2 separate regions of the Homo sapiens genome follow, and region 2 is linked to region 1. A link is an interaction called in ENCODE POLR2A ChIA-PET data of the cell type or tissue named here. Cell type or tissue: Caco-2. All regions are shown on one strand. Links, peaks and the distances in the headings refer to the core of each region. The heading gives the core; the rest is flanking DNA. Region 1 overlaps RASGRF2 (Ras protein specific guanine nucleotide releasing factor 2). Region 2 holds the start of LOC107986428 (a long non-coding RNA gene).

Region 1 (15,483 bases), core at 5,456-10,455:
TTCCTAAAAGCTTAAATCTAGCTTATGCTAGCTTAATAAATCCTGCTGTAAATGTCTCACTGTAAGGAGAGTTTAAAGGATAACAATAGGGATGTATAAAAATAAGAAAAAACTTTGGTAAATAGTTCAAGGAACTAGGATTTTCTTACTTGGTTGGTTGTTTGCCTGGACCAGAGAAAAAGAATAAAAATCTATCTTTGGAATTAAAAAAAAGAAAAGAAAATCCATACTTATCAGATAATAGTTTCTTACATTTCATATTTTCCAGAGAGATATGACAAATAATTCATTTGTGCATTATAACTTCACACAGATAATTTTGCCAATTTTACAAATGTGGAAACTAGCAAGCTAACAATGGAATCCAAACTAGTGTGCAAGTTTCCAGGTTTCTCTCCTCATCTGAGACCTTTTTGACCCAGGAACCTCTGAAGAACTGAAGTGAAATGTGACGCCTAAGGCATCTGTTCTGAGGGGAGAAGGAGAGGGCAGCGGTCAGTAAAAGATTACAGCAGGACCCAGCACTGCCGTAAAGATAAGGGTCAGCCTATGTGTCCAGGAAATCAGAAGGGGCCAAAAGGAACTGAAGTTGCTGGCCTATTTAAATTAAACGGAGCATTCTCTATTTCATTTGGGCGGCTGTCATGGGGAATCTGTTTGTGAACAAACACTGGTGTGTGCCTGGTGGATGTTTGGGATCTCTTAGCTGAGATACGCAGAGGCTGACAGTGTCGACAGCTAGAAGTGAATGGGTGCTGATAAATAATAAAAGGGTGAGACTGACATAAAAGTGTGTCGGGCGTAGTGGCTCACGCCTGTAATCCCAGCACTTTGGAAAGTTGAGGCGGGTGGATCACAAGGTCAGGAGTTCGAGACCAGCCTCGTCAATATGGTGAAACCCCGTTTCCACTAAAAATACAAAAAAATTAGCTTGGTGTGGTGGCGCATGCCTGTAATCCCAGCTACTTGGGAGGCTGAGGCAGGAGAATTGCTTGAACCTGGGAGGTGTAGGTTGCAGTGAGCCAAGATTGCACCACTGAACTCCAGCATGGAGACAGAGCGAGACTCTGTCTCTGAAAAAAAAAAAAAAAAAGTATATAGGCCATCGATTATCCTCTGACATGGTGATTGTATAAAATTATCTGTGGCTAGGCACAGTGGCTCATGCCCGTAATCCCAGCACTTTGGGAGGCGGAGGTGGAAGGATCACTTGAGGCAAGGGGTAGGTCAAGGCTATAGTGAGCTACGATCGCACCACTGCCCCCCAGCCTGGGTGACAGAACAAGACCCCATCTCTTAAAAAAAAAAAAAAGAAACACACACAGAAACAACAAAAAAAACATAAAACACCATTTGCAAGGCTGAAGCAGCAGACAACTCATTAGTCATTTAAAAACATCTCATAGCTGCTAGCATTTCACATTGAGACCAAATTTTATCTTCTTATTCCTGGTATCCCCATCAGTCCTACCAGCTGGGGACATGCCCAGGAGCCTCGTGGCACTCTGTGGTGCCTGAGCAGTGGGCAGCATCTCACCCACTTGTCAAGGTGGGATATCTGGGGTCTTGAGGCTTCAAGAACAGCGGGGGTTTCCTGGCCCTTCACCGCGGGCAGCTCTGACTGTACTTCCTGCAGGCAGGTGGCCTGGGGAGGCTGGCCGGGGCGTCTGCTGTCACCATCTCAGCCTGGGAGGTGCAGTGGTTGTCAGCAGGGGCACAGCACTCCTCCCTGCACCAGCCTTTAGCAAGTACAAATCCTTTGAGCAACACAAAATAGACTCAGGGTCAAAAGTAACTTTCCTAAGGAAAGATTGAGAAACAGGGAAAGCATTGGCAGTGTTGACATGTGCTATTCTCACTGTCCTGAGTCAGAAGCGGGTTTTTATGTTTCACATTTTGAGCGGTCTGCATCTCAACAGTTGGCCTGCAAGATGGAGAGGCTGCAAGATTGGGGGTTCCCGGCAAAAACTGTGCAGCCAGACGGCGGGGACTGAAACCTGCTGCTGCCATTTGCTATCGGTGGAACCTCAGGGAAATGGTTCAGTCTGAGCTTCCATTTCCCCATCTGTAAAGCAGTGGTAATAACAACATCGACCTCCTCTCCCTCAAACGAGTGGAGTCACAGTAAGTGACTTAATATTTGAAAACAACTTGAAACAGTGTCTGATATAAAGTAAGTGATACAGTATTTTTTTTTAAATTGGGTTTCTGTCATTCAGAATCCATCTTCACAGAGGAAGCTACCTACCTTCATTCTAAGAATCAGGTTCTCAAGTCACCCATAAAAGACCATGTGCCCCATATCATAACTAAACCGATACCAAACTTCAGGCTGCTCCTAGATGACTTCTATGCAATTCAATGGTTCGTCCTCCTTGCTCAGAGTCCTAGTGACACACTTCTGCACTGGAAGTCTCATCCAGCCATGGTGAAGGCTTAGGGAAAGGGGCTTTTAAAGTCTTGAACTTCTTCAGGAAGTGGGGACAAAAGCCCTATTCACAGCAGAGAGGCATCTTTCTCCTATAAAGATCTCAAAGGTCAGGCCCCCATATGCTGAGATTGCCTTGCAAATGGAAGAGAAGATCCGCTCTTTAAGGGGCAGAGACCAGGCCAGGAGTGTGACAGAAAAGTACCCTGTGGCCAACTGACACGAGCCCGGATGGATGAGGAGGGCAGGGCTGGAAGCAGGCCAGGAGCCGTCAGGAGAGGTGACAGCAGCAGGCCAGGAACGTCAGGAGAGGTGACAGCAGCTGCCTGCTCAATAGCTGGTTGTTTCTTTCACTTTTCATTCTCCTGCCCACACCGAAAATTCTGTGCTGTGTTTGTCCTAGCCCAACCTCCATTTCAGATTTGGAACAATGAACAAGAACAATGAACAAACCTGAACTCAGTGCTCTAATTCAACACTGAATTTTGTGTTTCACTAGGCAATGCCAAATAGTCAACAAAAAAATTTAGAAGCCGCCCCTGTCATCTGTCAAAATAAGAAACGGAAGAGATGAACTATGTCCACTCACATTCTGGGAAAATCTGATCCCTGAGACCTTGAGCACACTAAGTAGAGGCCATCACACCGTCACACACTTTTCCACCTTAATAAGTCAGAGGGCATGTCCCCACTTTACCTCAGATCTGGGACTGCAGCCCCAAAACCTAAATTCTGTGGAGCAGACGGATGCTCATTGGTTGGTTCCTTTACTGGGAAAGAGCCATGGTCTTCTCTGAGATAACAGTGACTCTGAGGTTACATAAAGGTTTTGTTTTCCTCTCCACAAACCTAATATAGGTGTGCCCCCTTCAGCAGGCTTATTGCTGGAGCCATCGTGGAGACCACCCGGTCGGGTTCTTGTTTCAGAGGAATGAGGCACTGTGGGAGACTGGAAGGAATTTTGACAGCTGGGTCTGTTTCCCTATGGTACCTTTGAGTGGTCTAGAACTGTGCTGTTTATACTGTAACCATTAGTCACGTGGGACTATTAACATTTAATTCCATTCAATAACATTAAAACTCCAGCTTTTTAGCCATGCTAGCTACATTCCAAGTGATCAATTAGCTGCATGTGGCTAGAGGCTACTGTACTGGGCACCATGACATAGAACATTTCCACCATCACAGCAAGTTTACCTGGGCGATGCTGACTAAACCCCTTTGAGACTTAGGTGGTTCACTGGTCAAACGGGGGTAACAGCATTTGGCCTGCTTGAAGGTCTGGGTTTGGACCAGATGCCGCTTTCACAAGGTTATCTCTATCAAGAGCAGCATCTGCAGTGCTTTGAGCCTCCATCTGTAATGGCTACTCTGTATGTTTTAACTCACATAATCCTCACCCTCCCACAGAGGAAAAAGTGGCATTAATCCCCATTTTTACAGATGAAGAAATGGAGGCCTGGAGGAGCTAAATAGTTTGCTCAGACACAGCCAGTAAATGCCAGAGCAGGGATTTCCATCAAGATCACCCTAACTTCACACCTCCAACAGGATTCGAAGTACCCCCAGCTCTGAGATCTCTGCTACAAAGACACATGAGGACTGAATTTAACTCCTACTGTGATTTTTGGAGACGTAAAAATTCTCACCTCAGCTGCTATGAGTGACTAGAGTGTGGTTGTGAGATCCGCTAATTCCTGTCTTCTACCTCAGACTATATTTATTTGTTAATTGTGTTATGACAGTGTTAGGGAACATATATTTTAATGAAAGAGTGAAAAGGACTCTGTTTTGTGTGTGTGCGCGTGTGTGTGTCTGTGTTTATAGGATAGAGTATATATAAAACCCTCTTATAATGGGAAAAGGGTGCATATATGTAAAACATACCATAAGCAATGCTAAATGTAAAAGAACAAATTGAGAGAAACGAATATCATTTGACAGATAAAGGATTTTGTCCTGAATATATAAAAAGCTCATAATGTCAATGGGAACAATACTAAAACTAATAGAGCATGGGGTAACAGGAAGAGGGGCAGAGACTTGGAGGCCCCTCTCAGGTGCTGGAAATGTCCCAGATCTTGACCTGGGTGGCAGTTACATGGGCGTATACAGAGGCAGAAAGTCACTGACCTACACACTGAAGTTTATTGCCCTTTATATGCGGTATGTGATATTTCAATAAAAATGCCAAAAAGCATGTTAACTGAAATGTAAACTCAAGTTATTCATTATTAGCTAAAAATGTGTCTCTTTGTTCACCATAAAATGAATGTAAGAGAACTGGAGTGAGTTAGAAATATAACAGCTGAGCTATTTTGATAGATTTTGTGAAATTGCTCTCCCAAGGGACCCTAGACTCCCTGTATCATAAGTAATAACGGAATCATCAAATGGCATTACTGCTTCTTGCCAGTCCCAGTAAACCAGTTGATAGCCTATCCTTCCCCACCTGACATGGAGTTCTGGGCAGGCACCAATGTCTTTCAGTACTTTTTGCTTATAAGAATGGTGTCATTTCAACAGTCAAAATGTCCAGTTCAGTATATTCTTCAAAACTTCAGTCCAGCCTCCCTCTAGCCCTGGCGTGGGCTGCTTCCATCCTAGTGGCCTGCACAGGAGGCCCTTTCTGCTGTCTCCACCACCTCTCTACTAGCTGGCTATTGCTTCTGATCCTGTACCTCAGGTCCAGGGGAAAGCAATAATTTAGTATGATAGTGTAAGGGGAGCCCAGCCCTGGCTCTCTCTAGATGTGGCAGGTGGGCAGTGGCCAGCTTTTCCTGTGTGGGGCACTTTGGTGAGATTTTGGAGACCTCTCTGTGGGAGACTTATGGCCAGCTCCCCTGACCCTGGCAATGTCTGTCCTCCTGTGAGTCATTTTCAACTCCCCCAGGCCCTGGGCTGCCAGTGGTCTTTTTCACCCAGCGTCTGTCTACGCGTCACCCCTCCAGGCCGTCCTCTTGGGCAGGATGCAGGGCCATCCAGATTGGACTCCCCATGGACCCATCTGGTTCACTCAAACACATATGAATACAGCTCACTCCTAGCATCCACCACTCTTCACTTTGCCCAGCCAGCACCTTTCACCTTAACACGGAGGCTAGCTGGATGGTTTCCTTGAAGCATTTCCCATGTGGCTAGAAGTGAAAAGGAGGCATCTCCCCACCTTCCCCATAGTGGTAGGGAACTTACACAGATGCCTCTCTCTGGAAATCTCCCTCTCCTTGACCTCTCCTACCTCAACTTCCCACAGGTGGGTGATCACAATTGCTAGCAGGATTGATTTCACGAGCTCTTAGCTGGTCTTGCTTAGGTGGCCGAGCCACTCCATTAAGGCCATGCAGGCTGTTGCTGCTACCTATTTTACCTGCCCCTGTGCCTTTGGTCCTCTGCCTGAACGTCAGAAACAATCTGAAGAATTCGATTTAACAGCCGGCCACACACATAATTACGTTAAGTCCAGTGGCTGTTAGTGGGCATTTTCCCAATGGCTGGAAGCCCCTTGAGGTCAGAGACTGCCTGGATCTTGGTCACTCCCACACCTACCCCAATGTCTGGAACATTCTGGTGCCCAATTCTTATTAGTGAATGAATCAAGGAGGTGAGAAAACAGAAAAAGGAGTAGCAGTGTTCCTCTGTAAACTCCTTTGGGGAGGAGATTTTTATGTAGGTAGGTCATTTTTGTCTGATCTCATGTTTTAAAAACATGCCCCTAAGCCTCCAATTAAGAAAATATGTGACTGTTTCATTCTCGGCCACTTGTCATTCAGACAGTACCCAGAGCCTGATGGCGCCAGTGGTAATCTGCAGACACAGCTGCAGCCCTTTTACCAGCGTCATTCATGGTCTGTGAAATTCCTCGAATAAATGGACAGAGCATCTCTTCAGAATTGGTTGGTCAATACGGTAATTGAGGAAAACAAAAATTGCTATAGATCATACGTGAAAGGCCTTCGACAGAGTCTTGTGCACAGATCTGAAATGTCTATAGCCAGCCCCCATCCATCTGTCTGCGCGCAGAGGACAAAAGCAATCACGGGAACATGTGGTTAATAGCACTACAGGTCTGAAACCTGCAGGGACCTGGGAATTGTGTAAACGATATGTAAGGCCTCCCAGCAGGAGATGCTCAAGAAGCATGTAGACCTCTAATGAAAACACTTCCTTTACTTAGACTGTCTAAACACATGGCCCTGATTTCTGATCCATTAGTGATCATAGTCTCTGTCTGGGCTGACTTTGGAAACTTTAAAGGCTAGAAAATGACCTCCAGGAGAGAATGAACAGTGGAAACATTAAACTATAAACTCAATTTGACAAGTATTTACTGGGCATCTGCCATGTGTTCAGCATTGCAGAACTATGTGAAAGGAGATGCAAAGATGAATGAGACAAGCAAGGAGCTTACAGGCTGGTTGTAGGGTGATGAAATGTGCATCTCTCCTGTCCATAGCCAAAAGGGATTTCATCACACACATCAATATCATGCTTTATGCTTAATTCAGCATCATCTTTAACTTCATCACATCCTTGGGAGAGGTAAAGCAGGGATGGTTGTTCTCATTTTCAGAAGAGGAAACTAACACCCGAAGAGGTGGAGAGACCAGCTTGGGGCCCCACAGGAGCTACAGTTGGCAGAGCTGGAGTAAGAACACTGGTCCCCTGACTCTGGGCTGCTGTTCCCTCTGCTGATTGATAGACAAGGCACATGAGAGAAACCCAGTTTGGGCCTGTGGCTTCACTTTCAACTTAAAAGGCAACAAATAGTGAGAAGGTATAACAAAATCAGGAGCAATAGGCCAGAATGTATTCACATAGGAAGATTTTTAGAACCCCCTAAAAATGGAACATCCTAGCCTCCCCAAATATTAACTAAAGAAAAAACTAGAAGGCTCCAGAAGATGAAATGCTATCCTAGCACCACATGGGGTAGAGTTAGGAGGTGACATCCTGGGGCATTCTTATTTCTCTGGAGAACCAACCCCTAACCCCACACTTCTGCAACTTTTTAATTCTCCTGAATAAAGCTCAAGGTAGTATCTGCCAATGTTAGTTACCTTTGATGAGAAGTGAGAAATAATTAGATGATGTCGAACACTCTGTGGCAGCCTTGATTCTCTAGATCTGTGGGTAAATCTACATCTTGATTGATGTGGATCTACAGCTTTTCTGTTTCTAGAAATCGAAGTGGCCTCCCTGGGTAGTTCACCATGTGAGAAAAAATGTAACTGTTACCATGCTTGGCTGTAGTTTTGAGATGAGTACAACTTCCTACTCATTTTTTAAAAGCTACTGATTCAAAATAATCAGGTTGCCACAATAATGCTATATTCTTCCTTAAATGGACTCAACTAGTACAAAGTGAATCAGATAATTAAAAATCATCGTATCCAAGCCCTTCGCTTTATGATGTGAAAACCAAAAACAATAAGGGTGAGGGTTGGTTGACAGCTGGATTATAGCACACGTTTTCAGACCAGCAGTCCCATCTATAGCTATATGCTGCCTTGGGAGAGTAAAGACCTGCAGATAAACTTGGATAAAGATACCAAGATGGGCTGTTACTCTGAAAGCACCATAACAGTCAGCTTGCTTAGGCTCTGTGAAGCCAGGGCCACCTTCACATCTTCTGAATGAAATGGCCCAGGCTAGGCCCACAGTTGGTGAGAGGAGGCAGTATGCACACAATGAGGCCCGAAGACTGTGTGAGCTGAGAGCAGCTCTGTCTATTCGAACCATTTACCAATCCATCACCAAGAGCCTGCCTTGACTTGCTCAAACCACCCATTGTGGAGGCCAAATGATTACTGGGCAGCCATAAGTGAGTCAGTAAAAGGAAGAAAGGGAATCTGGACACTAAAGCCAGCAAAAAAGAAAAAAAATGCCCTAAAGCAATTCCCATTAAGTGGAAATTTCACAGAAATGTCCTGCACACGGTCGTGTACTCATACAGAGAGGATGAGGAAGGTGACAGGAGATTCACATGACAAGGTTGCACCAGGGCATTGATAACCAGCCATAGAGCCCTGAGGCCCACTCATGCATGCAGGGGAGGTAAGGAAAGACCTTATGGGAAGAACTTCCTTGGGCACATCAGTGAACGAAATAGCCAGGGTCTGTATTTTACCCAATGGTGAGGTCAGAAGAGAAGACTGGATCCCTGAGCTATTTACATCACTCACCTATGCCCCTGCTGGAGGGAGAGTCTGAGGAGCTGGGATCCCTCTAACTGGAATTGGAGATGGACAAGCTTGCTCATGTATAAGCACAGCTGCAGTCACTCAGGTCGCAACGCAGCTGAACCGTCTAAACAATTCAGCTGCCAAATCAGGTGGCAAACCTTACTGTAAAACTCTTTATTGTAAAGGGCTTCCATACACTAATCTCTCCCCATCTATGAATTTTTTCACCAAAAATAAAAAACTCCCAGCATTCTGTCATTTGCTTTGTGGTACTTTTGTAGCTACTGTAAAAATTATATGTGAATTGGGAGGGATTCCTGTTTGAGATAATTAGAAAAAGAGGGCACTGGGGATTGAGAAAAGGGAAGTAAGGTGAATAGGGGAACCAAGGCTGGAGGGCTCTGGGGAGAAGATTTGGAAGGGAGGAGGGGAGCTGAGGCCAGGGGAGAGAACCAGCTCAGCCTTATCTAAGATGCAAAGCTACTTTGCATCTTAGAAGCCACTGTGGGCCCCAGGAATTAACTGTCAAGATTCTTGAGAAAAAATCAGAGAGGAATAAGATGGACCATCAGACAGTGGAAAAACTGTAAATGCTAAAACTCATTATAGTGTTTTATCTGCAGTGAGGCAAAATGGATTTACCAGCAGCTCACTGAGACTACAGGGAAAAGAGACTAGACATTTCTCATGCACTAAGGATGGTTCTTGGAATTTGAATCATAGAGGATTAAATTTTTTCTATTTATTTAAGATGTGTAAGATGGAATGTTTACATTATTTAGTATGCTATCTTTATTACTTTAATTAATATTTAAGAACTTCTATGGGCTTACTTGTGGTGAGGCTTAAATGCCACTTTTCCTAATTAGTAAATTCCCTTACCACAGGGGTTTCAGGAGCCTGCCCTCATGGTGACCCTATTGAACAGACTGTCACTACCGAGGACCACGCAGCAGACATGTGATGGGCTCTGTGAATATAGTGGCAGAAACTGCAATTACTTTGGCACCAACCTAATAATAAAGACCTGGGAATACCTACCCATGGGAGTGCCATTTATAACACACGATTCTCATTAGCAGACTGACAATTTGATTATATTTCTTTTAATATATGCTGCACATGTTCTGCTCTGAGCCAGGCAGGGCCCATTCTCTCTCTCAAATGCTCCTTGCAGGGTGCCAGGCAGGTGGGTGTCCAGGAGGGCCTGCCTGGTATGTGGCAGTGGGTAAGAAAAGCATTATGCATGCATCACATCAGGGGGGCAAAGTGGCACCTGACTTGTTTTGTGAAAGGGGAATAAATTCTACAAACGTGCACTGAAAACACATAAACAGATAACAAGTGGGTGTCCTGTCAGTGTAACACAATTTAAAAACAGCATTGGGACCCAAAACATCAACGGGCATGAGACAAAATATCTCCAGAATCAGGCCCAGAAAGCACTCCCTGACCAGATCCCAGAGTGTTATTTACCTCCAGGGGGGACCGTGAGGTTTGTGTCTAGCTGGGTGGGGGGCGGGGATACCACTGCAGTTGGCAGCCTCTCAAGCATAGCTCCACTTACAGAGAAGACCCTGTGAAAAGTGCTCCCAGGGTAGGTGGCACAGCACAGAGGCCTTGTTGTGGCTCAGGTGCCCATGGGTGAGTGCTGTTTCCTCAGAAGCTGCAGGGACAGAGGAGCCCCGTTTCACTGTGTCACGTCATTTGCAGATCTGAAACAGTGGATGTTGGCAAGACACTTGTGTCTGCTTTGATCTGTATGCCTAGCCTATTTCTTCCCTTCCTAAGTTCCAGTGTCAAGGTTTCACATTGAACTCCAAAGAGTAGGGAGGTGTTTTACATGTGTCACAACTTAAAAAGATGATTTTTTAAAAAATCCTTGCAAGTAATTAATGAGGGCACTGACTTACCTGTGCGTGCTTTGAGACCCAGTGACGGAGGACGTTCAGAACTCGATTGGTAGCCGTTCTCCGTATAATAAACTCTTTATCACATGTTCTCTCGGTGTTGTTAAAGCCTTAGGAGAAAAAGAAACACACACGTGTTGCAGTTAAAGCCACTCCCTAGGGACCTGGAAAAGGTCATATATTTTAGGACATTGGTTAACGAAACTCACAGATGACACTTCTTGGCAGAGAGGTGCGCGTGGCTTCAGACTATTGTGAATTCCGCTCACCTATTACTCTCTCAGCAGCAAGGCCCTCGTGCGGTTACAGGTGCAATTAAATAAATAATGCACACATATTTATTGAAGACCACTGATTAAAGCTAAAGCTGCTCTCCTGACACCTCCATTTATGCCTGTCTTACTCTATAATACAAAGCCAAGAAGGAATCTTAACCAAGTATTTGAGTCAGCATTAATTTATACTTTTGCCTCGCAGTAACTGCACAACCGATAACATTTTCAATATCTGTAGATGAATTAGGCCATATCTTGGCTTATGGATGATTCAAACACTTTACTGTGCATCCCTGTACTGAGAAGCAGTACAGCATCACGGCTAAGAATGTGTATTTAAAAAATACTACAAGAGTAGATTTTAAATGTTTTCACCACACACACACAAATAGTAAATATGCCAGGTGATAGATCTGTTAGTTCGGTTTGATCATTCCACGACATAAACCTATATCAAAGCATCACATTGTACCCCATAAGAATATAATATCTACAATCATTATTTGTCAATTAAAAAGGAAATTTACAAAAACCCCATGGATTCCACAACCAGAGTGCCTGCTCTTAAATCACTGTTCTCCCACCCTGGCAAGTTAGGTTGCCTCTCTGGTGACCGGTTTCCCACATTCCTCATGAGATAATAAGCGTACCTACCTCATAAAGTTGTTGTGGGATTAAGACTTTTAATACATGCTAAACATTTAAAATGGCACTTGCACAGCAGTGAGACTGTAATAAATGTTAGCTACGATTACAAATCAATCTTGATTCACTGTCTTTGAGTCTTCTCTGTGCTGGCTAATGTCTCTATCTTGGCTACCTTTTCATTATCAAGAAACCATTTTAATATTTTTCCACTGACACACTGTTTTAAAAGATTCTGCCTTCCAATCACAATGAAATCACATTTCCTTTAAACATCAATTAAAGCCTTACATAACTTCAGTGGCAAACCTCTTGAAAGAGTTGTCTAGGCTGGGCACGGTGGCTCATGCCTGTAATCCCAGCACTTTGAGAGGCCAAGGCGGTGGATCATGAGGTCAGGAGATCCAGACCATCCCGGCTAACATGGTGAAACCCCGTCTCTATTAAAAATACAAAAAATTAGCCAGGCGTGGTGGCGGGCGCCTGTAGTCCCAGCCTCTCGGGAGGCTGAGGCAGGAGAATGGCGTGAACCCGGGGGGCGGAGCTTGCAGTGAGCCAAGACGGCGCCACTGCACTCCAGCATGGGCGACAGAGCGAGACTCCGTCTCAAAAAAAAAAAAGTTGTCTATACTCACTGATTCAACTTCCTCACTTCCTGTTCTCTCTACATCCTACTCGAAGCTTCTTATCCCATCTCAGCGACAAAACAGCTCCCATTTAAGGTCCTACCAATAACCTTCATGTCCCTATATCCAGGGGACAGGCTATAATCGCTCCCTAGGAAATCTCGTCTAGGCCTACCACTTAAATGATTACCTACAAGCAAATTAGTCATATATTTATATCTCCAGATCTCTTCTCTGAGTTCCAGATCCATATACGCAATATCCAATTGTCTCTTTCTATTTTCCTGTTATATGTTTCAAACACACTTCAAACTTGATGTGTCCAAAAAATAAATAAATAAATAACCAATGGCCTTTACACCAAACTTTGTCTTCTTCTAGTGTTCCCTAGCTCAGTAAAGAAATACCACCCTCCCTCCAGTTATGTAAACCTGAAACTTTGGAATTATTCCTGTCCTATCTTTATGCTGTTTCCTAATAATTTTATCTGCTATATAAATCTCAAATCTGTCCCATGTCTTCCCATCTACAAAACCAAAACTGGGGCTGAGCTACCAGCAACTCTGTCTACTGTAATAGCCTCTGGTCTCCTGTAACAGCCTCCCAGCTGGTCTCTACTGTCACTCTTGCCTCCTCAAATTTGTTTTCCTCTCTGAAGTCAGAAAGATCTTTAGGATTTTAGAAAGAAAATTAGGATGTGTTGTTCCAGTGCTTAAAGCTCTTTAGATGGCTCTTAGGATAAATACAAAACTCCTGAACACAAACTACAAGGTCTTTGGTGGTTTAGCCCTAGCTCCTCTCAGTCTTTTCTGAAACCATATTTTTCTCTCCTTCTTCCATTTCACCACACTTCTTTTTAGTCATTCATCCTTACCCCAGGGCCTTTGCACATACTGCTACATATCTGAAACAATTATCACTCCTCTTTTCACTTAGTGAAAGCCACTTTTGTTTCCAATTTCACTTCTCCAAATGAGCGCTTTCCAGCCTGAATTGGACAAAGCCCCCATTACATATCTCACGGCACCACACACATCTACTTTATGGTACTTAGCACATTTGAAATTGTACACTTATTGATGTGATTATCAGATTAATATTTGTGTCATCCATGAAGACAGGGATCTAGTATGATCTTACTGGGCACAAGCACCTGTCTGGCACATAGCAGAAGCTGTATACAATATACATTTGCAGAAAAATGAAAGCCTACATAGTATGAACTTACTAAGTTGTATTGCATGATATATGACTGTAAGGATAACTGAGTGAATGACTGAAAGAATAATTCTCGGAGCTAACGAGTGAGTTAAGAGAAAAAAAAAAATCTCTAAGTTTCTAAAGGCCAGAGGCCCCTTCTCCTTACTCCTCTTCGAATGTAGACAGGCATCTTCCACCCACCAGTGGACATTTTAATTCTGTCAGAGGATGGTGATGATGTGTTCTTGGCAGAGTAAGTATCTTGGAAAAAAAATCTTTTGTTATTAAAAACAGAAATTCTGAGTAAAATATAACAAATATCCTTCTAAATGCATAGCTGAGTTCTCAAGAAAGTAAGGAATTTTCCATGGTCAAACACACAGAGGGATCTGAAAAGCAGAACCAAGTCTCTGAACTGATGCTGGCTGTGCTGAGGGGAGGGAAGGCTATCAGTAGCATGGTGTTGGGATTGTAACATCCACATGGTTCAGGAGAAGAAGCCCCAGGACCTTCATGAAGTGGGAATGGGGAGATGGGAACTGAGACGCCCACATAAACCTGGAACTCTCAAAGGACCACCCCTCCATAAAAGAACGTAACAGGGAAAAAATTTATCCTACCTGCAAAAGGAGACTACTAAGAAACTTGTCTGCCTCTGCCTCAGTGGGGTTGTGGGAGAGGGTGGAAACATTCTCCTCAAGAAGAGATAATCACAGCCCACTTCCTGCAGGCCAGAGGCTCAGGTTGAATCACTATTGTATGGTATACCCATCTAATGAGAAGTTAAAATAAAAAGTGGCCTAGGCCAATGATGACCCTGAGGACCCCAACAAAAGCACATGCAAAACCTCTGCCGAGGAACACATACCTCAGCCTGCACTGGGATCACCATGGAGAAAGCCCTTGAAGAAGAGCTCACAATCCAAAATTATAAAACGCACAAACCGTCCACATGTGCAATGATCAGTAGGCACAGGGATCAGGAACCTGATGCTCCCCACCCCACCCCTCCATCATCACCGCCAAGAATTTCAGATATGAGAACTATTAGATAGCTCTAATTTAAACATACAGTATGTATTCCACATGTGAGATATTAATACAATAGATTCTCCCGGATTATGGAGAATTGGGTTATGCTGCGCATGTCAAAGATGTCTAAAGCCCCCCAAATATTTGCTATTTTCTTTTCCAGAAAATGGTACAAGGACTTCTTGGGGGTGGATCTATGATTTTAGGAGAGAATGGCTTCCACATGATTACTGCCACCAATTAGCAGTGTAGTCCATATTTAAATTAAAATATATTGTCCAAGGAGCTCCCCATTTAGGTGGTGGTTTGCAGCAGACACTCTGGCAAGTTGTAGAAAATTGTTCACATAGCTTTAAAGACTGTGAAAAGTGGTGAGATGGGCATGTCTGATTGGAAGCATGTTGGCATGGACCTCGATGTCTATGTCATAGCAAGAATGCACGATCAGCTTCACACATGACAGCACAGTTAAAACAATCACAGCTAATGAGTATACAGCACCCCCTTTTACAAAAAATGATCAAACTGCTACAGGCATGTCTCTTGGAGAGATGACATCTGGTTTGGGGCATTTCTAAATTGTCCCAAGGGCATTTGGGACAAATTAGGAATTAAGAATGCCATTTCAGTGATGCATCATTTTTCATTTCATACAAATGGGACGTAATCTGTCCAACAGCATCAATGTTATCAATGTGCTTTGCTTTGCCCAGTAGATATTTTTCTTTTTCCTTTTTTTTTTTTTTTTTTTGAGACGGAGTTTCGCTCTAGTTGCCCAAGCTGGAGTGCAATGGCACAATCTCGGCTCACTGCAACCTCCACCTCCCAGTTCAAGTGATTCTCCTGCCTCAGCCTCCTGAGTAGCTGGGATTACAGGCAGGCGCCACCATGCCCAGCTAATTTTTTTGCATTTTTAGTAGAGACGGGGTTTCTCCATGTTGGTCAGGCTGGTCTCGAACTCCCAACCTCAGGTGATCTGCCCACCTCAGCCTCCCAAAGTGCTGAGATTACAGGCATGAGCCACTGCGCCCAGCCCCAGTAGATATTTTTCTAAAGAACTGTAGGCAAGATAAAAGCATGTAACTGGTTTGTATACTACCGTGCACTTGGATTACAACTGGATTTCTACTCTTTGGTTGCTGTTATGGAAAGATCATTAAGATTTATTGCTGCTTTGTGCCAGGT
Region 2 (15,483 bases), core at 4,984-9,983, 290 kb after region 1:
ATTCAGTTTCTTTCTTTTTTTTTCTTTTTTTCTTTTTGAGACAGAGTCTAACTCTGTCACCCAGGCTGGAGTACAGTGGCATGATCTCAGCTCACTGTAACCTCCGCCTCCCAGGTTCAAGTGATTCTCCTGCCTCAGCCTCCCAAATAGCTGGGATTACAGGCATACACCACCATGCCTGGCTAATTTTTGTATTTTTAGTAGAGACGGGGTTTCACCATGTTGGTCAGGATGGTCTCAATCTCCTGACCTCCTGATCTGCCCGCCTTGGCCTCCCAAAGTGTTGAGATTACAGGTGTGAGCCACCACTCCTGGCCCAAATTCAGTTTCTTTTTAATACACGGCCAAGCTAGTTTGCCCTTACTGCTTATTCAGGAAAACCCTCAACTAGGACCATGACTATTATAGGAATGGAAGGGAAAAATAAAGTCAGGCATTTTATCTCTCCTTTAACCTGCCAATCTGAAAAACACATTTTCCCACAGGAGTTTCTAATAGTACCAAGCTGCCCAGTCCCCTTGAGAAGGGATATTATGGTTAAAATAGGGGCACTGCTACAATTTAAGTACCACCCATCAAGATTGCTAACGCTAAGTGATGCAGACAATGTTCCAGGCCATGTCAACAAACATGTCAACCACTAGCATGGTACACTGGGAGGCCTGGAAGAGCTAGAATGGCAGTGCTCCAAAATACAGCTTAAAGAATCCAGTCGTTTTCCCAACCAAAAACAATACCCAATTAAGCTGGAAGCACGAAAGGGCTTAGCATATGTAGTTAAGGAGTTGCTTGGCCAAGGACTCTAAAACCCTGAAATTCTCCCTACAATACCCCCATTTTACCTGTTTTAAAGCCTTCAGAACACAGTATAGTACAGGATCTCGGTGCAATTAATGAAGCCATGATACCTGTCCACCCATTAGTGGCAGATCCATATATTCTTTTCCGTTTTTTTTTTTGTTTGTTTGTTTGTTTGTTTTTTTTTTTTTGAGACAGGGTCTTGCTCTGTAGCCCAGGCTGGAGTGCAGTGGCACGAACTCGGCTCACTGCAAGCTCTGCTTGCTGGGTTCACGACATTCTCCTCCCTCAGCCTCCCAAGTAGCTGGGACTACAGGCACCTGCCACCACATCTGGCTAATTTTTTTTTTTGTATTTTTAGTAGAGACAGGGTTTCACCATGTTAGCCAGGATGGTCTCGATCTCCTGACCTCATGATCCACCCGCCTCGGTCTCCCAAAGTGCTGGGATTATAGGCGTGAGCCACTGTGCCCAGCCCCATATGTTCTTTTAACTCAAGGGCCGGGGAATGGTTCTCAGTCCTAGACTTAAAAGATGCTTTCTTTTCCATTCCTCTGGCCCTAGAATCTCAATACCTTTTTATTTTGAATGGGAAGATCCTAACGGCAGAGAACAATGACAATACAACTAGTTGGACAGTACTCCCTCAGGGCTTTTGGGATAGCCCCTATTTTATTTTATTTTTTGCCTGAGCCTTAGAAAGGGATCTAAGGGAGCTGGGCGCGGTGGCTCATGCCTGTAATCCCAGTACTTTGGGAGGCCAAGGAGGGCGGATCACCTGAATTCGAGAATTCGAGACCAGCCTGACCAAGATGGAGAAATCCCATCTCTACTAAAAATACAAAAAATTAGCCAGATATGGTAGCTCATGTCTGTAATCCCAGCTACTCGGGAGGCTGAGGCAGGAGAATCGCTTGAACCCAGGAGGCGGAGGTTGTGGTGAGCCGAGATCGTGCCACTGTACTCCAGCCTGGGAAGCAAGAGTAAAACTCAACCTCAAAAAAAAAAAAAAAAAAAAGAAAAGAAAAAGGGATCTGAGGGATCTGCAATTGGGAAACGGGAGTGTACTCCAGTATGCTGATGACCTTCTTGTGTGTAGTCCAACCTGGGACGCATCTGACCAAAATACTGTAAGAACCTTGAATTTACTGGCAGACATTTGAGAAACTTGAATTTACTTGAATACAAAGTGTCCAAAAAGAAGGTTCAATTCACCCTCCAACAGGTCCAGTATTTGGGGTATAGCTGTGGGAGTGCTAACCCAGAAATTGGGATCAGAACCCAGACCAACCACTTGCTTTTCAGAGAAATTGAATGGAGTGGTTTCAGGGTGGCCAACCTGCCTGTGGGCAGTAGTAGCAGCCACTGCTATTTTAGTGGAGAAAGCCACTAAAATCACCCTGAGTCAACCACTGGAAGTGTTAAGCCCACATCAGGTAAAGTCAGTCCTAGGAATAAAAGGATGTATCTGGATGACAGGAGAAAGGTTAACCAAATACCTGGCTATGGTCCTGGACAATCCAGAGGTTACCCTTAAACCTATAACACCCTGAAATATGGCTTCATTGCTTCCCAGAGGCCCAATAATTAATCATTCCTGCGAGCAGGTCATCACATACACATATGTCATCCGACATGATTTAAAAGATCAGCCCCTCCCAGATTCAGAGGATGACAGATTCATAGATTGCAGTAGCTTCATGTCAAATGCAGGGTGGGGTGGGGGTGGGGAATGCCAGGCTGGATATGCAGTATTAAATTACAATACCATTACTGATTTCCAGCTGCTGCCCCCAGGCATGTCAGCACAAAAAGCTGATAGAATTGCTCTTACTCAAACCCTGATATTAGGAAAAGGGGAAAAGGTTAACATCTATACAGATTTTAAATATGCATTTCTTGTGGTTCATGTTCATGCTGCAATTTGGAAAGAAAGAGGACTACTAACTAGTAAACATTCCCCCATAAAGCATGGGTCTGAAATTCTTCAACTATTGGAAGCGATACACTTGCCAAAAGTCATATCCATAATCCATTGTAAGGGGCATCAAAAGGACTTAACCCGTATAGCACACGGGAACAAAAAGACTAAGAAAGCCAACGCAGCAGCCCATGGGGTGCAGTCTCAACAAATCTTAGCACTGCCTCCATTTTTATGATTCCCAGTAGAATCTGAATACACATCACAGAAGAGTAGTTAATAAAAGAACGAGGGGGACAAAAACAAGGATCCTGGTGGCATACAGGATCAAAAGTATATATCTCCCTCAAACAGCCCAATGGAAAGTTATAAAAACCCTGCATGACTTTTTTTTTTTTTTTTTTTTTTGGACACAGTGTCTCGCTTTGTGACCCAGGCTGGAGTGCAGTGGCATGATCTTGGCTCACTGCAACCTGCCTCCTGGGTTCAAGCGATTCTCCTGCCTCAGCCTCCAGAGTAGCTGGGATTACAGGTGCAGACCACATGCCCGGCTAATTTTTTTTTTTATTTCTAGTAGAGATGAGGTTTCGCCATGTTGGCCAGGCTGGTCTTGAACTCCTGGCCTCAAGTGATGCACCCACCTAGGCCTCCCAAAGTGGCAAGATTACAGGCATAAGCCACAGTGCCCAGCCTAAACACCCTGCATGAATCTTTCTGTATGGGGGGAGATGCTACTCTGGCCATCATAAACAGGCTCTTTATTGGGCCTAACTTAGCTTTGGTGATTAAGCAGGTCTGTCAAGCCTGCTCACTGTGTGCATTCAACAACTCAGGAAACAAAATGCCTCCTCTAATGGAACCAGTCCAGAGAAGGTGAACTCATCCAGGCAATTGGACTTTCCCCATATGCCAGCCTGCAGAGGATGCAAGTTCTTGCTAGTGATACAGGATTTTCTGCTCCTTAGTTCAGCTAAAATCCAGGTTCTAGTCTCACATCTGGGAAAAATTAGGCACACAGACATTGAAGGGCGAGGAGGGCAGATTTATTAGGTGAAAAGAAAGCTCTCAGCAAAGAAAGAGGGGGTCCTGCCAACAGGCTCCCACCTCACAGACTGAATACCAGGCCACCACACAGGGGCTGAAGAGGCCAGGCTCCTCCTGAGAGAAGGTGTGAATTCCTGGTGCTCCACACCATTCTTACAGTGTGCAGGGGGGCCCTTAGTCTGAGCCACTCCACACTGACTTATTTCCCTTACTGTGCATGTATTAAGGGACAGAATTTTTCAACGTGGCCATGTTTAGGCAAGCTCCCTGTGCACAATGATCTGGGTGGCATTTGGCTGTCTCCTGTCTCTATCGTTAGTACTAATAGACACCTTTCCTGGCTGGGTTGAAGGTTACTTTACCAGAACAGAGAAGGCTAATGAAGTTATAAAGGTTCTCTTAAAGGAAATAATCCCTGGTTTGTGTAACCCCAAAGCCTCCAAAGTGATAACGGCCCATCTTTACTCAAGGGGTTGCTAAGGCTCTCGGAATCAAATACTATTTATATTCAGCACGGAGGCCTCAATCCTCTGGGAAAGAAGGGCTAATCAAACTCTGAAATGGGTGTTAGCTAAGCTATGCCAGGAAACATCAGAAACTTGGGTCAGCTTACTGCCCATAGCCCTCTTAAGAATCCACAACTTTTAGAGAGCAAAAATACATATGAGCTCATATGAGATGCTATATAGGAGGCCATTTTTAACTAATGATCTAATTACTGATCCAGAAATGGCTGGTTTAATACAGTACCTAGTTAACCTAGGACAATTTCAGCAGGCACTACAAAAGTTTGGAACTCAAAGGCTTCCCACATCAGGAACTAACCAGCAATTCAAGGTCAGGCCAGGAGATAAGGTAGTTGTTAAAACACGGAAAGAGGGGTCCCCCACTCAACAACTACAACCCAAATGGAAGGGACCTTTTTCAGTGGTGTTGGCTATGCCTTCTGCAGTCAAAGTACTAGCATTAGATAGTTGGATACCTCGTTCCAGGATCAAGTCTGCCATACCTGAAGTCCTGGACCTGGAACCTGAAGCTCCCATCACCACTACCCGAAGACCTGAAGTTCCTATTCAAAAGGACAAAATAACACTTAAGTGCTTTTGGCTCCCATAATGATTCGCCATGGCCTGTGTATACTGGACCGTATATACAGGGAATTAGCTTAATTTTTCAGTGGGGCTCACCCTACCCCTCCGGCAATTAGTGAATTCTGGTTATTTATTAAGAACATTAATTAAACACAAAGACTGTTAAATACCACCAGTCCACCTTTGGCAAAGCACTGTTGGCTTCGTCTATCTCCATCATCATCCAAATATGCTGCCATCCCAATCCCAACCCAATCTTGGGCCTCTGAAAAAATGACCTATCTCACCTGAACCATAAGGGAAGAATCCCCTTCAAATTAATGAACCTGGATGACTTATATGACTCCAAAGTTACAAAATTGACAAAGGTTACAATGACAGGATAAACAGTAAACCTTCTCCAGTCCTACCAAAGCAACCTTTCTGGGGTCACATCCCCTCAAAAACCCATTTGGGGCTCAATATCAATGCACACAGAACTAAGATTCCATGCGCCCTTTGTATTAAAAGAAGCAAAAATTTTGGTCAGGCCCTTTGTATTAAAAGAAGCAAAAATTTTGAAAAGTCATCAATGCAGCTATACCCTAGGTATTAACCCCTCACATGATCATGTAAGCTATGCAGTTACCCAGACTGCATCATTTAGGAAACCTGTACAGTTTTCAGGGAAACCACCCCTAGTTAAGGGTACTTTAAAGGATTCACAGTCTAAGTACTAAGTACTGTCTAAGTACTGTCAGGGTAGGCCCACCAGCTGTGTTCACATTTTCCCTTGGGAAGACTGTACTAACTCTGAGACATCTAGCTGCCTTTTAGTTCCCCATTATGAAAATACCTCTAGGTGGTTGTTGGTGGATACTAAGCATAACTACCTACACTGAGGGAAGAACAAAACCACTGGAGCAACTCAGGATACTTCCCAAGGCTCCTTCCAGCCTTTAATCGGGGCCACTTTAGCAAGGACTTTAACCACTTGGGAAAGTGAAAACAACAAGCTAACTCATACGTTCACCATAGAGAACAATTTTTGTCTTGAAAAACAAGAAGCCTTTTTCCCATGTGAGACTAGTTCCTACTTATGTTTACCAGCCAATTGGACTCGAATCTGTACACTTGTTTATTTAGCTCCAAGATCAATATGCCTCCCAATAACCAGTCTTTCATTATATCTATAACTGCAACCGCCAGGCACAAATGAACCATCCAACTCATGCCCCTTTTAGTATGAGGTTAGGAATAACTGCAGGAGTAGAAACAGGAGTTACCAGGCTTGCAACTTCCCTATCCTATTACCAATGCTGTCCAAGGATCTTTCAGACAGCCTGGAAAACATTGTCCAGAGCATTGTCACCATAGAAAATCAGATAGACTCCTTAGCAGTGGATGCTTTACAAAATAGAAGGGGACTGGATACCCTAACTGCTGAAAAAGGTGGCTTATGTCTTTCCGTAGAGGAAGAATGCTGATTTTATATCAACCAAATCAGGATTAGTAAGGGATTTTGGCTGACAATTAGCTGAGCAGGCCTCTGAAATACGACAACAGCTGTCCAAGTCATGGGGCTCCTGGTCAAGGGCACTAAGGTGGGCTTCATGGCTCCTTCCCCTGGCTGGCCCATTATTAATAATTATACTTGTACTGATTTTTGGACAATGTTTGTTAAATCTTTTAACCAGATTTACTTCTTCTTGCCTTGAGGCCATTAAGCTTCAAATGATCATGTAGCAGGACTTCCTGCCAGTTCCAGGTGACAATGCCAGCCCCGGTCATCAAGAAGTCATCCTGTCTCCACTAGACAGAACGGGGCGAGAGTTCCATGGTCCCCAATAGGTAGGGACTGCGCCCCAATCATCATGAAGCAGTTACAGAAGAAAGGCCGTCGATTCCTTTGTCTCCCATAAAGATTCATGGGAATCATGTCTCTTAGGAGGAAATGAAGCAGGAGAATAAGGTCTGGAAAGAGGGAGCCTAAGGCCAATCTGTGGCTGACTTCTTGAAATTGGACCAAAAGGAAAACCCCACCTCTCCATGCCCAAGGGACAAGGGGCCAGAGGTCCCTCCCTCTACATAACCTCCTCTCCCCTATGTCACAAATGGGAAATGCCTCTGAATGGTCACAGGACAAGCCTCCACTTCAGCCTCTGATTGGTCCAATCCTTCATTTGCATAGTGTATAACCTATCAGAGGCCTCTAAAGGGTACTTAGGGGTATAACCAAATTCTTTTAGTTAATAAAAACCCTAAAGAGCATTGCAGTTGGGGCCCTTGAGCCACTTGCTCCAGCTTGCTCCCACTCTGTGGAGTGTACTTTTGCTGCAGTAAATCTGTGCTTTCGTTGCTTCATTCTTTTGTTGCTTTGTGTTTTGTTCAATTTATCAAGAACCAGGACAACTTATAGTTAAGACCTTCCACGTGGTAACAATCTCCAGATACAGGATATTACCATCACCACAGAAGGCTGCCTTGTCCTTCACCAAAGGAGGTTTTCTAATGGGGTAAGTTGGTTTTGCTTCTTTTTACTCTGGGTATACGTGGAGTCATACATACATAGCCATACAGTATGTATGGTTATGTCCATTGGTCATGCCATTTTTATTTCCTCCTGTGTAGTTTCCTAACCAGGGAGAGAGGTCAAGAGATGAGCAGCAGAGGGAACCAGCTTGCTGTAGAGCAAAGATGACTAAATATAAATAAGTAAGACTGGACCTTTTAAATAAATGGCCAGGGAGCCACAGAACCTCACACTGTCCTCCAATTTGAAGAGCATGAGAAACCTGGGACTGTCCACTACTCTCCCCTTACACCAGACTAGACATACACTAGTGATGAAAGATGAAACAGGCCGGGCGCGGTGGCTCATGCCTGTAATCCCAGCACTTTGGGAGGCTGAGGTGGGCGGACCACAAGGTCAGGAGATCGAGACCATCCTGGCTAACACGGTGAAACCCCATCTCTACTAAAAAATACAAAAAATTAGCCAGGCGTCGTGGCAGCTGCCTGTAGTCCCAGCTACTCGGGAGGCTGAGGCAGGAGAATGGCGTGAACCCAGGAGGCGGGGCTTGCAGTGAGCCAAGATCGCACCACTGCACTCCAGCCTGGGCGACAGAGTGAGACTCTGTCTCAAAAAAAAAAAAAAAAAAAAAAAAAAAAAGAAACAGATAACAGTGATTGCATGCTTGGAGATAGCATACCTAAAGTGGGCTGGCTGATTTGCTGCTCAGCATCACTATTCTCTGCTGCTCCCTGCCTATCTCCGCTGAAAGTAACTGAATAACCACACAGATTACAAGGTAAAAGCATTAGGAAAAGGCAGGTGCATTAATACTTACTTTTACTACACTGGGCAAATATCAGTCTATGCAGAACTGTCCCCACTCAAAGATAAGGAAAATGATGGTATGCAACCTATGCAAAAATAATTTTTATAATTAAGGGCTATAACATGAAAAAGATAAATGCAGAATATACACTTGAAGCTCGGTGTGATGGCACACACCTATAATCCCCGCATTTCGGGAGGCTGAGGCAGGAGGGCTGTTTGAGCCCAGGAGTTTGAGACCAGCCTGGGCAACAAGGTGAAACCTTGACTCTACGAAAAATACAAAAACTAGCTGGGCATGGTGGTACACACCTGTAGTCTCAGCTTCTTGGGAAACTGAGGTGGGAGGACTGCCTGAGCCCAGGAGGTCAAGCCATGATTGCTCCACTGTACTCCAACCAGGGCAACAGAGGGAGACCCTATTTTGGAAAAAAAAAAAAAAGAAAATACATTTGAAGATTCCTCCTGAAAACTTTTAAAGTTTTAGAGAAAAAACATGGGCTGTGATATCTTAGGATCTGAAGAAAACAAATGGAAAGAGAAACGGAGAGCAATGGAGGATAAGAATAGCTGGGGTTACAGAGATAAAAGTTATTACTAAAAAGGTCCCATATAGAATTCAATAGCGTCAACATGTGGTAACAGTTTTTCTTTTCTTTTCTGAGACAGGGTCTCGCTCTGTAGCCCAGGCTGGAGTGCAGTGGCATGACCACGGCTGACTGCAGTCTTGACCTCCTGGGCTCAGGTGATGCTCCCACCTCAACCTCTGCAGTAGCTGGGACTACAGGCACACACCACCAAACCCAGCTAATTTTTTGTAGAAACGGAGTTTTGCAATTTGCCCAGGCTGGTCTTGAACTCCTGTGTGCAAGGGATCCACCACTTCAGCCTCCTAAAGTGCTGTTATTATAAGCATGAGCCACCATACCTGGCCTATAGTTTTCTAAAGAGGAGAACAGAAAAAAAAAATAATGCTCAAATACACAGTAGAAGAAAATTTTTCTGTATAAAAGGAAAGCTAGACTAAGTAGAATAAAAGGGCTGTGTTTTAGGGAAAATTAATAGAACTTACTCATTAATAAAACAAATTCTGGTTATAGTGTTGAACTTCAAGGATAGAGAATATCTATCCACCATAAGGAAATGTAATCCCCAAGAAAAATAAATCAGACTGACCTTACATTTCTCCTTAGCAACATTAGGTGCCAAAAAGCAATGATGCAAAGTTCACAAGGCTTGAATGAAACGAGACCCTAAAAAGCCAAGCTTCCATTCACACATACAAACCAAAGAAAGCCAGGCTCACATATGTGGGAATTCAGGAAATATAGCAACCATGAATCCTTTCTAAAAAATACTGAAGACATAATCCAGTTAAGTTGATGCATCACAATAAAGAACTCGCAGGAAAGTTTTGATATGGAAAAGCTAGAAATAAGCATCACTTCCAGTTAAACATAAACACAAAAATACGTGTAAGTATAGATACCAAATAGACTATAACTGTAATAAAGTTTTGAAGAAAAGCTAATGTTAAAATGAGAAAGAATAATTCAATCATAATGAACTTAGAAAAAAATCCAGAATACATCAACAAAACAGGAGCCAAAAGAGATAGGAGGAAATCAGTGTAAGAGAATTGGCAGCACATATTTTTCTGTAGTTTTATACACACATACACACACACACATACAGACACACACACCTGGGGTCTCACTCTGTTGCCCAGGCTATAGTGCAGTGGTGTGATCATGGCTCACTGTAGCCTTGACCTCCTGGTCTCAAGTGATCCTCCCACCTTAGCCTCCCCGGTAGCTGGGACTCAGGCATGCACCACCACACCCAGCTAATTTGTTTTTTTTTTTTGGTATTTTTAGTAGAGGCGAGTTTTCAGCATGTTGCCCAGGCTGGTCTTGAACTCCTGGGCTCAAGGGATCTGCCTCTCTGGGCCTCCCAAAGCTCTGAATTAAGCCGAGCATGATGGCTCACGCCTATAATCCCAGCACTTTGGGAGGCCGAGGTGGGCGGATCACTTGAAGTCAGGAGTTTGAGACCAGCTGGCCAATATGGTGAAACTCCACTTCTACTAAAAATACAAAAGTTAGCCAGGCATGATGGCGTGTGCCTGTAGTTCCAGCTACTTGGGAGGCTGAGGCAGGAGAATCACTTGAGCCTGAGACGCAGAGGTTGCAGTGAGCCAAGATTGTGCCACTGTACTCCAGCCTGGGTGACATAGCAAGACTCCATCCCGAACAACAACAACAACAACAACAACAACAACAACAAACATAAAAGCGCTGGGATTACAGGCACGAGCCACTGTACCCGGGCTGTAGTATTTAAGAAGAAAAACTGAAACATATGATTGTTTTCGGTTATAAAGACAATCCCAACAGAACTAATGGGATGATGGGCAAAACAAAAAGGGGCCATATAGAAAAACAGAAGAATAAAAACCTTCACAGAGATATGTAAGAAGAAAACTAATAGGGCCAGGCTCGGTGGCTCACACCTATAATCCCAGCACTTTGGGAGGCTGAGGCAGGCGGATCACTTGAGGTCAGGAGTTTGAGAATAGCCTAGCCAATATGGTGAAATCCTGTCTCTTCTAAAAATACAAAACATTAGCCGGGCGTGGTGGTGCATACCTGTAATCCCAGCTACTTGGGAGGCTGAGGCTGAGAATTGTTTGAGCCTGGGAGGTGGAGGTTGCAGTGAGCCAAGACCGTGCTACTATATTCCAGGATGGGCAACACAGTGAGACTCTGTCTCAAAAAAAAAAAAAAGAAAGAAAGAAAGAAAGAAAAATAATAGGATCCCAGAAGTATATCAGTTGTATCAGTTCATGTATAAAGGACAAGTTCACCTATTCAAAAAAAAAAAAAAAAAAAAAAGGGTCAGAGTTTCTAACTATCTGCTGTCTTCAAGAGACATAGTGAAGTCACTAGAACTAAAAAACAAACAAACACACAAAGAAACAAACAAAAAAAACCCAAACAGTACTGTTACAGATATACTGGGCAAATGCAAACCCAAATAAAGTAGGTCATCATGTTAATATCAGGCAAAGTTGAATGTAACGCAAGAGGCATTAAATGGAACAATGTGGGTTACAGTAGAATGATGAAGAGTGTAATCTATAATGAAGATATATAACTGGCATAAACCTTTATGTGGCAAATAAAGCATCAAAGTACATAAAACAAAAACTTCATAAATAAGGAAGTATCAGGTTTAATATGCTTCTTAGTTCTAGAAAAATTGAACAAATTTGAGGGAAAATTATATAGATAATCTGCAGAGTATAATTCATATGATTAAAATCATATAAAATAGGGTCTGGGCGTGGTGGCTCCTGCCTATAATCCCAGCACTTTGGGAAGCTGAGGTGGGAGGGTCATTTCTATCCAGGAGTTTGAGACCAGCCTGGGCAACATGGCGAGACACTCATCTCTACAAAACACCAAAAACTAGCTGCTCATGGTGGCATGTGCCTGTAGTCTCAGCTACTCCTACTCAGGAGGCTGAAGTAAGAGGATCGCTTCAGCCTGGCAGTCAAGGCTGCAGTGAGCCTGATTACACCACTGCAGTCATACTGGGTGACAGTGAGACTCTATCTCAAAATAAAATAAAATAAAATAAAATAAAATAGGACATAGAAAATGTGATTAATATAATCAATTGACATAGGATCTGATATAAGGGTCAATCAAATAATAAATATTTTAGGCTTTGCAGACCATATGGTCTCTGCTGTACGACTCAACTGTAGTGTAAAAGCAGCCACAGACACTATAGAAACAAATGGTCATAGCTGTAATCAAACTAAACATTATTTACTAAAATGGGCAGTGGGCCAGATTTGGTCCATAGGCTATAGTTTTCCCACCTCTGATCTAATGGTATAAAATTTTACATATACATGCATACAACTTTATATCCTGAGGACAGGAAATGCACCTTTTACTCAAGCACTCAGGGAACACTTAAAGAAATATAACAGGAGAATTTCTAAGATAGTCAAAATGGTATAGATGATATTTTCTGACCACAATGAAATAAAACTCAATAACAAAAGAGGAAACAAAATAACTTCTTTGACAGATATAACAGAGCAGCTCAATCAATAGGACTCTAACTCATTTGTCAGATTCCTTCCTGTGGACAAGAGCCAGAAGGCCAAAGTCTGCATTTTTCCCATTCCCTTGAGACTAAGGTTCTGTAAGGGCCTGCCTTTCACCAAAGACACATATCTATGAGAGACTTGGAAGCAGAATTGAATTTTGTAAGGGAAGACCATGGCTGCTCAGGCAGGTATCATCTGGGAGTTTGGTTTTTCTGCAACAGTTGCAGTGGAGTGTTTTGGTGTCTAGTCATTATCTTTGTGAGCAGCAAAGGAGAGGTGGTAGCAATGAACTTTTTACTGGCACAGTACAGTGGGTCATTGATCCTGACCATACTGCTTCTCATAAAATATCTAGGCTTGATCCTCTAGCTCATTCAGAAACTCTGAAAGCTAAATAGACCCCATAATAAATTCCTGTCTTCATAAACTGGGGAGTATGTTCTGTTGTCTGTAACTAAGAACTTGTTCAAAACAACCCCAACCACTTGAAGGTTTTACAACTGTCTAAATCTTTGTAACTCTTTTAAAGGTACTAAGTGGCAGGGCCAGCACTAGAAGTGCTGTTTGTACTGAGCCATGAAGCCTCAGTTGAATGTATATCATATGCTGTGTCACTCATATTTCAACCAATGATCAGATGAGTCACAGTCCGATGAGTATCTTTGGAGCCTAAAGAAAGGCTGGTTAGTGCTCTCTTTGCATATCCTCACTTTGGGTGGAAATCATGACCTAAGGGGAAGAATTTTTCTTTCCTCCAAATACAGTGAAAGATAGATGTCATAAAAAATTATGGCCCTTCTGGTTCCCCTTTAGATCCTCTTCCTAGTAAAGTGAAACTCAGTGACTAAAATACACACACACACACACACACACACACACACACACCCCTAAGACAACCCACTGAATTCAAGTTAATCCTTTCTACCCCAAAGCTATAAGTTGCTCAGCAAGTTCAGAGTCATTGGGAAGCCAGAGGAAAGGCATTTCAGAGAAACAAACATCATAGGTTTGGGACAATAAGAAAAGATAGAGGAGTGGGAAGTAGCATGTGAGAGGGTGATGGGTACAGGCAGGTGCAAAAGACACCACGTACGAAGTTATAAATTGTTCACTAAGAGAGAAGGGAGAAACAGCATCAGCAAATACAGAAAGAAGTGAAGGACACACTGGGCTGCTAGGACCTTTCAATCATCAATTTACAAGGCCATAGGCAGGGAATTCCACGCCAGAGGTTGCTACTCTCCAGGCTAGCTGGCTGTCCATGTGGAGGCCCCAGAAAAAACCTGTACAACAGGAACTACCATCATTAACATAACCAATCAGGTCTGCCTTCCTAAACAGTTGAAGGACAAAGGAAGTAAGAAATTGGTAAATTGGTAGAGGGGGCAGGAACAGAGACACTTGGAAAGAAGGCAGTTAAGCCAGAGGAAAGCAAAAGGCCAGAAAACAAAGAGACAACAGAGCAGGAAGTCAGTAATGGCAGATGCAGCAAAACTGAAGACAGAGAGAAACTGATTCTCTATAATGGTGGAACAGCTGCCAAGCCTGGAGAAACAGAGGCAGTGAGAAAGGAAGCTTGTTGTGGATAGAGTGACTAACAGAAATCAAACTATGCTGTATTCTGAAAATGACTCCAATTTCTCTTCTTCCATAAGCCCAGGTTAGGCCACTGTTTCTATTCTTGCAACTTAAGAGAATCTATCACTATTAACTAAGTTTGCAATTATTCATTTAGACCAGATTTATGATAAATTGCCACTGTGAAGGAGTCATTTTAGTTTAACAATGTCTTAGCTATGGTTGAGCATTTATATAACATTTTTCTCTTCTGGTTTAGGGCCAGTCACAAACTGCCTGAATATAATTAGGTGTCTTGCAATTAATGACCTACACTCACCTGCCACTAACAAATGTCTTTTTTACATTTAAATCAGATAGTTTGAAGTCTCTGGTACTTCTGTAGAAAAGTTACCATTCAAAAAGCTACTAATCAACCCAAAAGCCCATCAATGACAGACTGGATAAAGACAATGTGGTAAATATACACCATGGAATACTATACAGCCATAGAAAGAACAGGATCATGTCCTTTGCAGGAACATGGATGGAGCTGGAGGCCGTTATCCTTAGCAAACTAAGGCAGGAACAGAAAACCAAATACTGCATGTTCTTGCTTATAAGTGGGAGCTAAATGATAAGAACTCATGGACCCAGAGGGGAACAACTGACACTGGGGCCTCCTTGAGGGTGGAGGGTGGGAGGAGGGAGAGCTTACTAGGTACTAGTAAGGTACTAGGCTTAGTACCTGGGTGACGAAATAATCTGTAAACAAACCCCTATGACAAGAGTTTACTTATATAACAACCGGCACATGTACCCCTGAACCTAAAAAAGGAAAAACCTTAAAAAAGAAAAAAGAAAGTTACTATTTCAACTTATTCAATTTATTCCTTCCCACAAAAAAGAAACTGCATTTTCCCACTGCAAGAGAACTGAAGGACTTTTTCTTTCTTCTTTTTTTTTTTTAAAATTCAAACCTTACTCCAAGTCTTCTAATATAGGAGTGATTGTTTTAGGAGCATTTAATATTGCAGTATAAGTTAAACCACTGCTGATCAGCATCCATTTACACAGGGACTTATATGCCTATTGCTTACAAAGTATGAGTTAATTCCTGGATTCATTAACAACTCTTTTTCCTGTGTTTAAAACAGCGTGTCTTGTTATGTTGCCCAGGCTGGTTTCAAACTCCTGGCTTAAAGCAATTCTCCTGTCTGAGCCTCCCAGCAGTTTAGAGCTGTGAGCCACTACACCTGGCCAACCACTCTTTTCTATCATGCTTTTGTACCCACAGTGAAATAATAGTTTAGAAACCTAGCTTGTGTGCTAATACCAAAGCTACTGATTGCTGGAAAACTTAATGCTCAAGGTCATGAAGCAGAGTTAGTGCTTGGGAATATTTTCGTTACCTCCTTTCCTGATAATGCTGTAAAATGATTGAAATATCATTGAAAATACAAAATACTATTCTTGTAGAGTTTATCAAAAGATTGAAGTATTATGCCTCCTCTTCATAGACACTCCTTTAAATCTCATAACACAAAAATGCAATTTAAATGTTTGCTTTTGCCTGATATTCCATTAAAAAGTAATCTAAAAAGCTTGGAGAAATTAAAGGCCCACT

What was found. Peaks named below come from ENCODE experiments on the same cell type or tissue, not always from the same donor. Only the 100,000 strongest peaks of a DNase experiment are listed, where the experiment ranks them.
Region 2: POLR2A ChIA-PET joins it to region 1 with 5 read pairs; 2 of 35 experiments call an interaction of 5 or more read pairs at or near these places.

Annotation. Positions count from the first base shown.
Region 1 is chr5:81,175,322-81,190,804 of GRCh38, reverse strand. RASGRF2 (Ras protein specific guanine nucleotide releasing factor 2) reads right to left here. Exons shown (of 27, transcript NM_006909.3): 18 at 10,524-10,630. Among named protein-coding and RNA genes, the nearest start is that of CKMT2, 50 kb to the left of the region's middle. In Caco-2, for the core only: no CTCF peak of the experiment used is centred there; no DNase peak of the experiment used is centred there.
Region 2 is chr5:80,882,679-80,898,161 of GRCh38, reverse strand. LOC107986428 (a long non-coding RNA gene) reads right to left here and starts at 8,405. Exons shown (of 2, transcript XR_001742759.2): 1 at 8,184-8,405. In Caco-2, for the core only: no CTCF peak of the experiment used is centred there; a DNase peak (open chromatin) is centred at 8,061.